2 separate regions of the Mus musculus genome follow, and region 2 is linked to region 1. A link is a loop called in an ENCODE intact Hi-C map of the cell type or tissue named here. Cell type or tissue: left cerebral cortex. All regions are shown on one strand. Links, peaks and the distances in the headings refer to the core of each region. The heading gives the core; the rest is flanking DNA.

Region 1 (5,382 bases), core at 247-5,246:
ACATTTATAAAATAAATCTTTTTTAAAAAAAAAAGTGTTCCTCTGACCACATACGTGCTGTGGCATACTCCGGCCTTCAGACAGTTTTTGATTCCTCTTCCCATCACTGAGCAGTTTAAACCCAGATCTTTCCTTGCATGGGGATCTTCATAATCTGTTCTGTTCTTTTTGTATATTTTCTAGAAGGTAGGTAGGATTCTTAGCCTCTGAGAATCCAAGCCTCTCCCATGTGGGTGACCAGAAGTCCTGCAAATACAGAACTTGGGACCAAGCCAGTGATGCCAGACTGATCCAAGTTGAAATGACTTTAAACCTCATCGTGCTTTGAACTGAGACATTCTGTTCCCTGATTCTGTTGTGCTTTTCCCAGCACTTAGTCTTTAGCAGCACTCAGGCATAGCCCTAGCAGTAGACCAATTTCAGCAATGGTTTACTCATCACACACGCATTGTGCAGACAGACCTTGGAAAGTACAGGTAAGCACAAAGAATTCTGTCAGAAACTCTAAAGATAAAGTTGCACTGAGTCATATTTGACAGATGTGAGGAGTCATATCTAAGAAGAGATTTCCCAGGGTGGTGGCACATAATCTTAGGACCTGAGAGGCAGGTACAGGCAGACCTGTGAGTTCTAGACAAGCTCCATCTACAAAGCTAGTTCTAGGAGAGCCGCGGCTGCTGGTAAATGCATATACTTAGAGATCAGTGTCCTGTGTGGGTCAGTCAGTGGCGTAATTAGGCAACAGCTCATCTAACCAAAATGAACATGTGTCTGACAGTTCTTGTGGCTAAGGATACATGTCAATGCTAGAAACTTGCCTCGTTAGTGTATGTGAGACTCTGGTTCTCAACCTCAAAGCAGCAGCAATAGAACGGTTCTTTTGTTTTTCATTTCATAAACAATTGCAAGCATAGTTCTGAACACCCATTTTCTTAGCACTCAGGAGGCTTAAAGTCCCACGGAAGAGAAGAAAGGTAACTAGGAGAAAACATTTCTTTAGCAATACTACAGAGGTGCTGGCCATTAAATCCAGGGTATTAACTAGCACTGAGCCTCAACCCCAGGACCGTAGAACAGCTTTAAAAGCCAACACTAATGAGTCTACTCCTCTGCCTCCCATTTGGTCAGGAGGATCAGCAAACACTGTTCTTCAATGTGCTCTGTGTGCTTCCCCGTCCCTGTCCCATGAGAGACACTTGTCTAAAGTGACAGAAGCTGACAGGAGGATGGCAATACCAGGAGACAAGTCTGGTTCCAAAGGGACTGGGTACGAGGTGCAGTTACAGCAGTGAAGAGGTAGCTGACATGGGAAGACTTTGGCCAGCAATTTCCTTTCAGGTCCATTCATAAAAGTAACAGGTTCCAGCTAGCAGTGGCCTGTCTTGTGTGGCCAGCGTGTGAGTTCACTTAGGAGCAGCTCATTCTTCTGCAGTAAGTAGTTTGGACCTAGGCTAGGCCAGCATTTGGGAGCACAGGACATGATTGCAGATTTACTGCCTCGTTTGACTTCACTACAAACATTCAAAACGGGTTATGACCCTCTGAAGAGCCCTTTCCAGCATTCTCTTTGAGGAAAATATACCAGTTACCCATGCATTTTGCTAGGTACTCTGAACTGTGAAATGCACGTATTAAGCCACGAAGGCATTTAATAAAGGTACAGGGTTGTGTACTTACAGGAGGACATGGAGTACAGAGAATGTTCTGAGCCACTGAAGGGGATGTGGACCATGAACACCACATACTGAACAGTCTGCCTATTTACCCGCCATGCAGCGGTCTTCAGCATAGTCTTAGAATCTCATGTCCACCGTCCTCGTACGGTGCTGTACCAACTAGAAGTCATTCCCTATTTCCTGGGACATAGCCTGTCCCAGGTAACTGCCACTCTTCTTCCTGTGTGGATTTACCCGTTCGATTTTAGAACCATAGTATGTTGCTTTTTGTGTCTGTCTTATTTCACTGATTATTAATGTTAAAACATGTCTCCATTTCTTTTTATTTCTGAGTAATGTCTAGATAAATTATGTTGCATACATCCATTCCCTGATTGGTGGGCATTTGAGTCATTTACATTTTCGGATCATCATGAATGAGTTTTACAAAGGTGTGCTTTTGTGTAGATGTGTTTCATTTGCTTTGTGCAGATGTTATATCTAATGTAAAGAACAGGGTCCACCTCCTCCCTTAAGGGTTAATCCAGTGTGGCAGGCCAGGGACCTGACTAGGAGCTACCCATATTTAAAATGAGTCCACTTAGTGCTGCTTGTGTGTGTATGGATGTGGGACCATGGCTAGCCTCCCAAGTTGGCCATCTCTGAAGGAAACTAATTCTCCCTTCCCAAAAGCCATTAACTGCCAATAGTTTCTCAGGGTGTCAGGGTTTGGTTTTGTTGTTGTTGTTGTTGTTTTGTTTGGTTTGGTTTGGTTTGGTTTGGTTTGGTTTTTCAAGACAGGGTTTCTCTGTATAGCCCTGGCTGTTGGGAACTCACTCTGTAGACCAGGCTGACCTCGAACTCAGAAATCCACCTGCCTCTGCCTCCCAAGTGCTGGGATTAAAGGTGTGTGTCACCACCGCCCAGCAGGGCGTCAGTATTTTTAATCCCAGTGTAAGAATACATACAATTAAAAAAAAAATACATACAATTAATTTTCAAACTTGTAGCACTTTCTGCATTTCTAGTTTTCACCACAAGGTGTCAATAAACCTGGCAGGAAAGCAGTTGAATGCTTTGGCCAGTAGAGGGCCCCTGGTGTTCCTCGGAGATTTCCTTTCTTTTCCTTCCCTTGCTCTCATTCCACCCGGGTCTGTCTTTGTAGCCTCCACTGTTGCACACCAAAAACCTCACCAAAGTTTTTTCACCTAAGGTTGGAGAGCAGTGGCTGGCGTCGGTACTTACTGTGAGCCTGGCAGCGATCTCAAGGCTTACTGAGTCCACTGGGTTTCATTAACCAAAGGAATTCTGGGAACAACCATGAGTTAGCCTGATGAGGAAGCCGCACATGGTTTTCCCCTCCGTGTCCTGGGAAGTCACTGGGCTTTAAAGATTCCCATAAGAATGCCTTTTATCCTTTGCACCACATCACAAAACCCAATGGCTGCCCTTGCATCTTTTCTCAAATGGAAGACAAAACAGGTGGGAAACGTGACCATTCCTAGAAGAATGTATTCCAAGCCTGAAACTAGTATGGCACCTTGTGTTTCCTCAAGGATCTTCACTTTATGTGCACTTTCTGGCTCTCAGTGGTGCCAGGAGCTTAGCCCAGGCAGGGGTCCTCTATGAAGAGGCAAAACTGAAGAGGGGGAGGAGCATCAGGGGCAAGATGGGGTCTTGGGAAAGAGTGGGGTTCCTTTCTATAATAACACATACCTATCTTGACTTTAGTTACTCTGAGGCCAGAAGCTACCTGCCTCGGGAGCTACCGACACTTGTTGCTAACAGCAGAGTGATTAGGTAAAGAATTTATTGCTATTGTTTGTTTCCTTCTCTGTTCAGGCAGCCAGAGCCTCTGTGACTCGGCTGGTTAACTCTGTGAACCAGAGAGGAAGGAAAGGAAAGGAAAAGTCTTTATACAGGCAGATATGCACAGACACACTCATACACCCACACGCTGGCTGGGCTGGACAGTCTGTCTGCCAGCTCCACAAAGTATTAATGCATGCTTACATAATACACATATACCTACTCGTATATATACAGACATGTACATATGGATGGATGGAGGACAGACGGACGCGGCAAAGCCCCCCAAGCCAAACCATCCCACCAACAACTATTTCTTTTCTCTGGCCTTTTTATATCTTCTTAGACAAAAAGTTCTTTAGAAAATTACCTCAGAGATAAAATGTTACATAAAATGGGAGTTACAGAAGGATGTTGCTATTAAGTTCAAGGCAGTGTTTCCATTTGCAAGCTTGTTATAAGTTCAAAGCAACAGTTTTTACATGGCCTTGCCTTATCATAGTGCACACCTGTGACTTTGTCTTTGAACCTAAATGTTTTTCCTTGAACACAAATTTGTCCCAAGCCTATTTCTCTTTTTAGTGTAATTATGAAAGCTCATTATATTTATGCAGCCTTTACTTACTATTATGAGGAGTGGGAACATTCTAATCTTGATTCTAACAGTATTACATCTTTCTAGCAAAGCAACTAAAACCAGCTCTTAAAACTTTCTTCTTAGCTAGGCAGTAGTTGTGCAAGCCTTTAATCCCAGCACTTGGGAGGCAGAGGCAGGCAGATTTCTGAGTTCGAGGCCAACCTGGTCTACAGAGTGAGTTCCAAAATAGCCAGGGCTACACAGAGAAACCCTGTCTCGAAAAACCCAAAAAACCAAAACAAAACCAAAAAAAAAAAAAAAAAAACTTTTTTCTTAAAATTATTGGAATCAAATCTGAAATTCTATAGAATCAATAATTCATCAAAATAGCATTAATTCATGAAAGTTTATCTTTATGTTAATCTGTAGGAAATCTGACCAATAGGGTGGGCTAATGCCCAGGGGTTATTATATTAATTTAATAACGACAAGAAAGGCATATCAACTACAAGAAGCAATCCTGAGATGAAGTCTCTTTGGGACCTTGCCATCAAGCTCACCCATCGAAGATCATGCCAACAACAATAACAACAAAAAGAAACAAAAAACGGTGAGCCACCTCCAGGAAGGCCACCTGCTAGCCTTAGCCTGTACTAGATGGCTCCTGACAAAGTAACTTACCCCAGTTACTGGCATTATACTCTTGTGCTTGTGTGTGTGTGTGTGTGTGTGCGTGCGTGTGCTCTATACTAAGTGTTTTCTGAAAGGGCAAACCTTTCAGAGGATAGCAGACAACTAATATTTTATAGAAGGAAAAATGGATAACTGGACTCAAGCCCCAGAATCAGAGATATACACTGCAGTCATCTCTGCTCAATCGACTTCGCAAGCTCTGGCTTTTGGAGCAGACCCCTTCAGTCTGGGGTGCTGGTTTGGGCGTCTCGTTTAAAAAGAAACAAATAAAAAATATGATGATGACGATAATAATACCTCTGGGGTTTGAGGTTGGACTGAAGATGAGCTAGAGCAGCCAGCTTGGACCGCGAAGACGCAGTGAGCTAAGCCTGCACTTCCTCATCACCAAGTTACTCTCGGATCTAAACTCATCTGCTCCCCCACCCCCATCCCGCACCCCTTTCTGAGACCTGCCCAGATGCCCCAGGGCTCTAGTCAGAAGGCTACGATTAAACAAAGGGCCATGCTCCCTCCCAAAGCCCAAGCAAAGCAGCAGGGGTCGCCGCCCGGACAGCAGGTTTGTAAGCAGATGCAAAAATGGGCCCGCAGCTGCCGCAGAGCACACCAACACACTGTTTTCTAATTCCCTCTCCCTGCTAAGTGCTG
Region 2 (5,382 bases), core at 91-5,090, 150 kb after region 1:
CAGCAGTTAAGAGCACTGGGTGTTTTCCGGAGGACACAGGTTCCAGTTCCAGGACACATAAGGTTACTAATAATATGCTATGACTCCAGTTGCTGGGATCGTCTGCCCTCTTCTGGCCTCTGTGGGTTCTGAATAGACTCATGCAGGCAAACACTCATTACTAACATAAAAAAGAAAAATAAATCTTTGTGGATGTCACAGTCTTGAGAGAGACAGCAGCCAGGGTTGGTTAAAATGAACTCTTTCTTATTCTGCATGGCAACAGCCATCGCCTTCCTCTGAGCCAGCCTGCTCAGAGGCGAAAGCAGCCTTCTGAGCATAGAATAGCTCAGTGTAGCTGTTCACTGTAAGTACAGTGTCTACGGTGCCAATAGGTGACTTTTCCTTGATGTTTGCTATATTTGTGCTCTCTCTCATTTGTATGTGTGAAAATTATTGAATTGATACATCTATCTTTAAGAGTATAAAACATAATTAACAGGTATTATTGGCTCCTAAGTAAGATATATTCACAGACTCATTTACTTATGAGGAACCTGCCTGACTCCATTTTGAAGGCAGCAGCCATTATGCTGTATTTTTAAAAAATAGGTTTCCATTTACTGTAAGAGCTGAGCTGCTGCTTTTAATTTTGTTTCCTGGAGCTTGACCTGTCCCAACTCATGACCTTGATTTATTTTTGAGGACGCCTTGAACATTCCTGACCCTTCCTAACCACTCTTGCTAATCACATAATGACCATAGTGTGTGTTTTTGAGATATTTTTTCATATTACTTTACTGCCTCCATGTCTCCCTTCTGTAAACTGGCTTGGCAAATCTTATGATTTTACTCCTTAAAGTGGGTCAAAAATGAAGGGTTTCTCTCTTTAACCTGACTTAGGGGGCAGTTGCTGGCTAGCTCTTGGGTGCATCCCAATAAAATCAAGCTTGGTTCAAATTTGGCTCAAAATTGTGGTAGTGGCCTTATTCTCTCCTGGCTAGATTAACACATGATTTTCATTTATGATCTTGTGGTACAAGATGAACATGCCGGAGACATTTCCTTCCATCTTTTAAGATAATTTTTTTATGTTCCTGCTTGACTTTGAGTTAGAAGGCACATAAACGTCTCTGCTTTTAGATTGCGACCATGTTCAAAAGTGTATTTGTTAAATGAGCATGTTGAGGAATAAGCAGAACTCCACGTGAATGTGTCCAGGCTTCCTAAGAAAAATCCCCATGCTTCCTTTTTTGAGAAACAGCATTGCTTTGGAAATGACTCCCATGCCCATACAGGTAAGAACTTTGGCTCAGCATTTCTGTTTTGTCTGCTGTGATAGCAATTTTTGATAGTCAGACTGAATACATCTGGAATTAACTAAAACCCAATGGGCTGAAAACATGCGAGGGATTTTAATTAAAGCTTTTAAAGTGGAAAGACATTTCAGGATCTTTTGAGGTGACAATATTCACCTTTAATCTGGGCCACACCTTCTGGTAACAGCCTACTTTTGTAAGTTCATTTCTTTACTGGCATTAGAGCCCCTATCTTTAAAATCGTGGGTTATACTGAAGACCGGCTGAGACAACCAGCCTAATGGACTGAACTAGTGAATTCTTCAACTTTTAGTTGGTAGACAGCCCTTCTTGGACTTGCTGGACCACAGCCTGTGAGCCATTCTAATAGATTCCCTTTCTACCTACATAGAGATCTGTTTTATCCCTTCTGTTCATCTAGAGAACCTTCACTAATACACAGCTATGTTCTTTTCACCTTAACTCAGGAACATGCTGGCTAAGAATAGTGTTCATAAAAGGCATGTTTCTATGAACCAATTCATTCTAAGTATTCAAGTTACCATGGAGACTATACTTTTCATTATTACTAATTTGTCAGGAGACAGGCCTGCATTTCATGAGGAAAACTCCTATAGGAGTGGAGTACCATTCAGCCTTCTGGTGGGAGGTATACCTATCATTGTGTTTCTGATCTGGTTCCAGCTTTTCTCTCAGGATATTCTGACGTACCCTTGCCTCCCAGGTTACATGCAGTTGAACTTCACCTAGCCTCAGTGTCAAGCAAAAGAACAAACGTTTTGATTCCTAAAATCTCTCCTTAATTGTTAATATTGTGGCTCCCTTCTACTTGTGGGACACAAAAATCACTCCACTCCACATTGTGAAATGAGATGCACAAGCCAGCCACCCAGTGTCCAGGAGGAAGAAGGAAATGTTGCTGAGTGCAGAAAGGCGGAAGGGTGAATGGTTGGAGGCAGGGGCAAATGCGACTGAAATGCAAATATGTGCATATCCGGGAAAGGTCTGGCCTTGGGGTTGATATCAGCTCTAGCAAACACTGTGCTGTGTCCCTTCTGCATCCTCTAAGCATAAGGGGGAGGTTCTTGTCACTCAAGTCTCATTAGCCAATCAGACCCTTGAGGCGGACCTCCAGTCAGAAGGGGAGGCGGGCTCTTCCGGGGGACTTTCTGCAGGCTGGAATCTGAAGCTTCCTTAGTGCTAGTGGTTCTTTGCCACTACCTGCGGCTTAAGCGCGAGCCTGGGAGAGAAGATATGGTGAGCGAGGGGCGGTTGCCTGGTGAGCAGTGGGCTTGTGAACCTCGGGAGCCCGTGTGGTTGGCCCTCCCTGGGGTCGGATGGGAAGCAGTGGTTAGATGCAGCCTGCTGTGAGATTCTTTGTGGTATTTGCATCTCCCTAGACCCCAGTGGTGGTCTGGGAGCTGCATCTGCGCAGAGCCTTGGGAACAGGGGTAGTGTGTAGAAGTATCCTTGTAGTCAGTTTCACCAGGCTTTTGTTGCATCTGAAGATGGCAGTTTGCCAAACTCAGAGAGTCCCAGTTTCTCTAGCATCTCTAGAATTTCTGTGCTTCATATTTAATATTTAGGAGTACGATCCATTTGGAGTTAGTTTTGGGGAGGTAGTAAATGGCGTTTCATGTGTTCGTTAGCACTCCGCTAATAATCTGTGATGGAGAAGGGTAGAGTTGATGATGGAAAGGATTTACCAATGCTTAGGAGATAATAAGTCACGCAAAGTAGAGTTTAGCTAAGGGTGGGCTGCCTCTAAAGCATCCTAAAGATGATGATAAGTAGTATGCTAACCAGGCTTCTTAGACATGAGGTGATCAGAAACACATGTTCACTCACCAGAATTGTCTCGACATTTGGCCCCAAACTCTAACAAAAGATTTACAACCAGCCACTAACGCAATCCGCATATTAAAAGGCAGTTAGTTGTCTAAAAGCTATTCAAAGAAGTAGTGCACGGTCACAACTAACATCAAGGTCTGGTGTGCTATACAGGTCTAGTTTTTCCCACTAAAAAAGCATAGTTTTGCCCGATGGGTAAGACACAGCTCTTTGAAAAGGAAGGGCACTGTTGTGTTGAGGGCTGGCCTGATCTAGCAAGGTTTTCCCTGAGGCTTTCCTGTGTGGAAAAGGAGCACTGCCCCTTCTCAAACTGAGGAACAAACCTGGTAGATCCAGTAGAAACCTGGATTGACACAGTTAAGTCAGCTCAGAGGTTTGAGACACAGGCCACTCACTGGCTGTAGCTGTGTGTCATGGGTTATACATCTCAACAGCTAACACTGTGCCCAGAGGCAAGGTCAATCGATATCTTATTAATGGCATTCCCTCTACTAAGGAAGGATCTACTCTTTTTCCAGGTCAATAGTGCTAAGATTTTTTTTTCAATTATTTTTACCTTTTAAAAATTTTTTAACTTAATAACATGTACACTTTTTATTTTCTTAATTTAGGTTATATGTGGGAAACTGAGACAGTAATTCAAATAAAAAAAGTGTTTTGGTTGTACACATAGAAGAGGTAATGGAGCAGAAAAGTGAGAAAAGCAGAGAGAACAACTGAAGGTGAATCCCCACAGGGAAACTCCAAAGCAATGTAAAGCACACGGGGAGTTTCCCCACCAGGAGAAGCAGCTGGCTGGGATCATGCTTTTACACATCACCTCCAGTCAGCAATTTGTTAAAAGTTGTCCGTCAAGGGAGATGATACACGTACATTTCGGCACGCTGAGCCTGCTGCAATGACTTAGGGTGACAGGCAAAACTAAAATAGCAAGAGACAAATATACCAGAGGGCTTAGAGTTAGCAGGTAGGCGGGATGTACTGATGTGCTCAGTAGAGTAATACAGACAGAGCACCAGCAATGCTGACCACATTTGTCATAGCATTCTCCAACTAAGTGGTGGTCCTATGCTACACGGTGTACTGTGTACCCAGTGTAGCTAAAGCATCAGTTAAGTACAAAATTATACATCATTTTTACCTTTTAAAAAAGTCAGTTATTGGTATCACTTTTTAAATGTAATTTTCTTTAAATGTGTCACTGCTCCAATCTCTATTTCTTTCTGTTCTCCAGTGTTTCCTTCTCGTTAGGAATTTTATTCTGTTTTTCTCAAATGCTATTTATGTATTGATTTCTGTTTACAGCAATGTCTCCCATAGCCCAGGCTTGCAATTTATCATTGCTTTCCACACCTAATCCTGCCTCTGCTGCCTAGTGCTTGAAAGGCAGTCCTGCAACTCCTTCCAGGAAAAGGGAAAAGAGACCAATGAATGATTGTCCTCTGCCCTCCTTGGCTTCTATTAGGAAATTACAAATGAAGAGGAACTTGTGTTAGAACCGAGTTCACTGACCAACTTTGAAACTGCTGTAGTCACAGCACAGAAAGGCAGGGTCAGGAAGGGTGGTGAGAGCTTTTTTGCTCTGGCAACAGTAGGGATTACCAATGAGTACTCTGGGAGTCAATTTTAGGTGATCAATCAATGTCCTGTTTCTTGGGTCCACAGGACATGCAATCAAGAATCTGAATAAAGAACTGAATTTATTTCTAGGAACCAAATTACTGTAGTTACACTAGTTTAACCAGTACAGAAGATCTGGTCAAACTGACATGGCCATGTCTAACAGGAGTGTTGCTTTTCCTGGATGAAAATGGAGAGTCTGAGAGAAAAGGTGTGAGTAATCCTAGGTGTGGTCTTCTACAAATCGATAGTCCCTTGAGCAGGTGGGGCCATAAAGCTGGGTTTCAACGTTAAAATATAATTTTTGAAATTGTAATTACATCATTTACAAATTATTTTTCCTTTCTCCTATATACTCCTTTATGCATTCTATGAAATGGCCTCTTTTTGCTTTAATTGTTGTTACTGGTTGAATTTAACCTAAATTTGGCTGCAGGACTTCCCAGCTGTGAGATCAAGAAATGGCTCCACTAGACATTGAGTATCAAAGGGACCTCATGTCATGGAAGAGAGACAGGAAGTGCTCTGGGAGACTGGAAGAATTTCTACTAAAATACAAGTTTTCCAGACTAGGGACCTGTCTGCCTCTATTGTGGAAGGCCTGTCCTATTTG

What was found. Hi-C counts contacts between places; a loop is a spot of excess contacts. Peaks named below come from ENCODE experiments on the same cell type or tissue, not always from the same donor. Only the 100,000 strongest peaks of a DNase experiment are listed, where the experiment ranks them.
Region 2: a loop joins it to region 1, with 3 times the contacts of the local background. A loop is called at or near these places in 12 of 42 quality-filtered maps.

Annotation. Positions count from the first base shown.
Region 1 is chr8:69,116,320-69,121,701 of GRCm38, forward strand. No RefSeq gene overlaps it. Among named protein-coding and RNA genes, the nearest start is that of Slc18a1, 30 kb to the left of the region's middle. In left cerebral cortex, for the core only: a CTCF peak has its summit at 2,722 (motif pointing right); DNase peaks (open chromatin) are centred at 333, 2,752, 3,634 and 5,177; H3K4me3 peaks cover 84 bases.
Region 2 is chr8:69,268,637-69,274,018 of GRCm38, forward strand. It overlaps D130040H23Rik (RIKEN cDNA D130040H23 gene), which reads left to right and starts at 2,468. Exons shown (of 5, transcript NM_001384124.1): 1 at 2,468-2,555. In left cerebral cortex, for the core only: a CTCF peak has its summit at 108 (motif pointing left); DNase peaks (open chromatin) are centred at 113, 2,420 and 3,300; H3K4me3 peaks cover 1,514 bases; H3K27ac peaks cover 1,140 bases.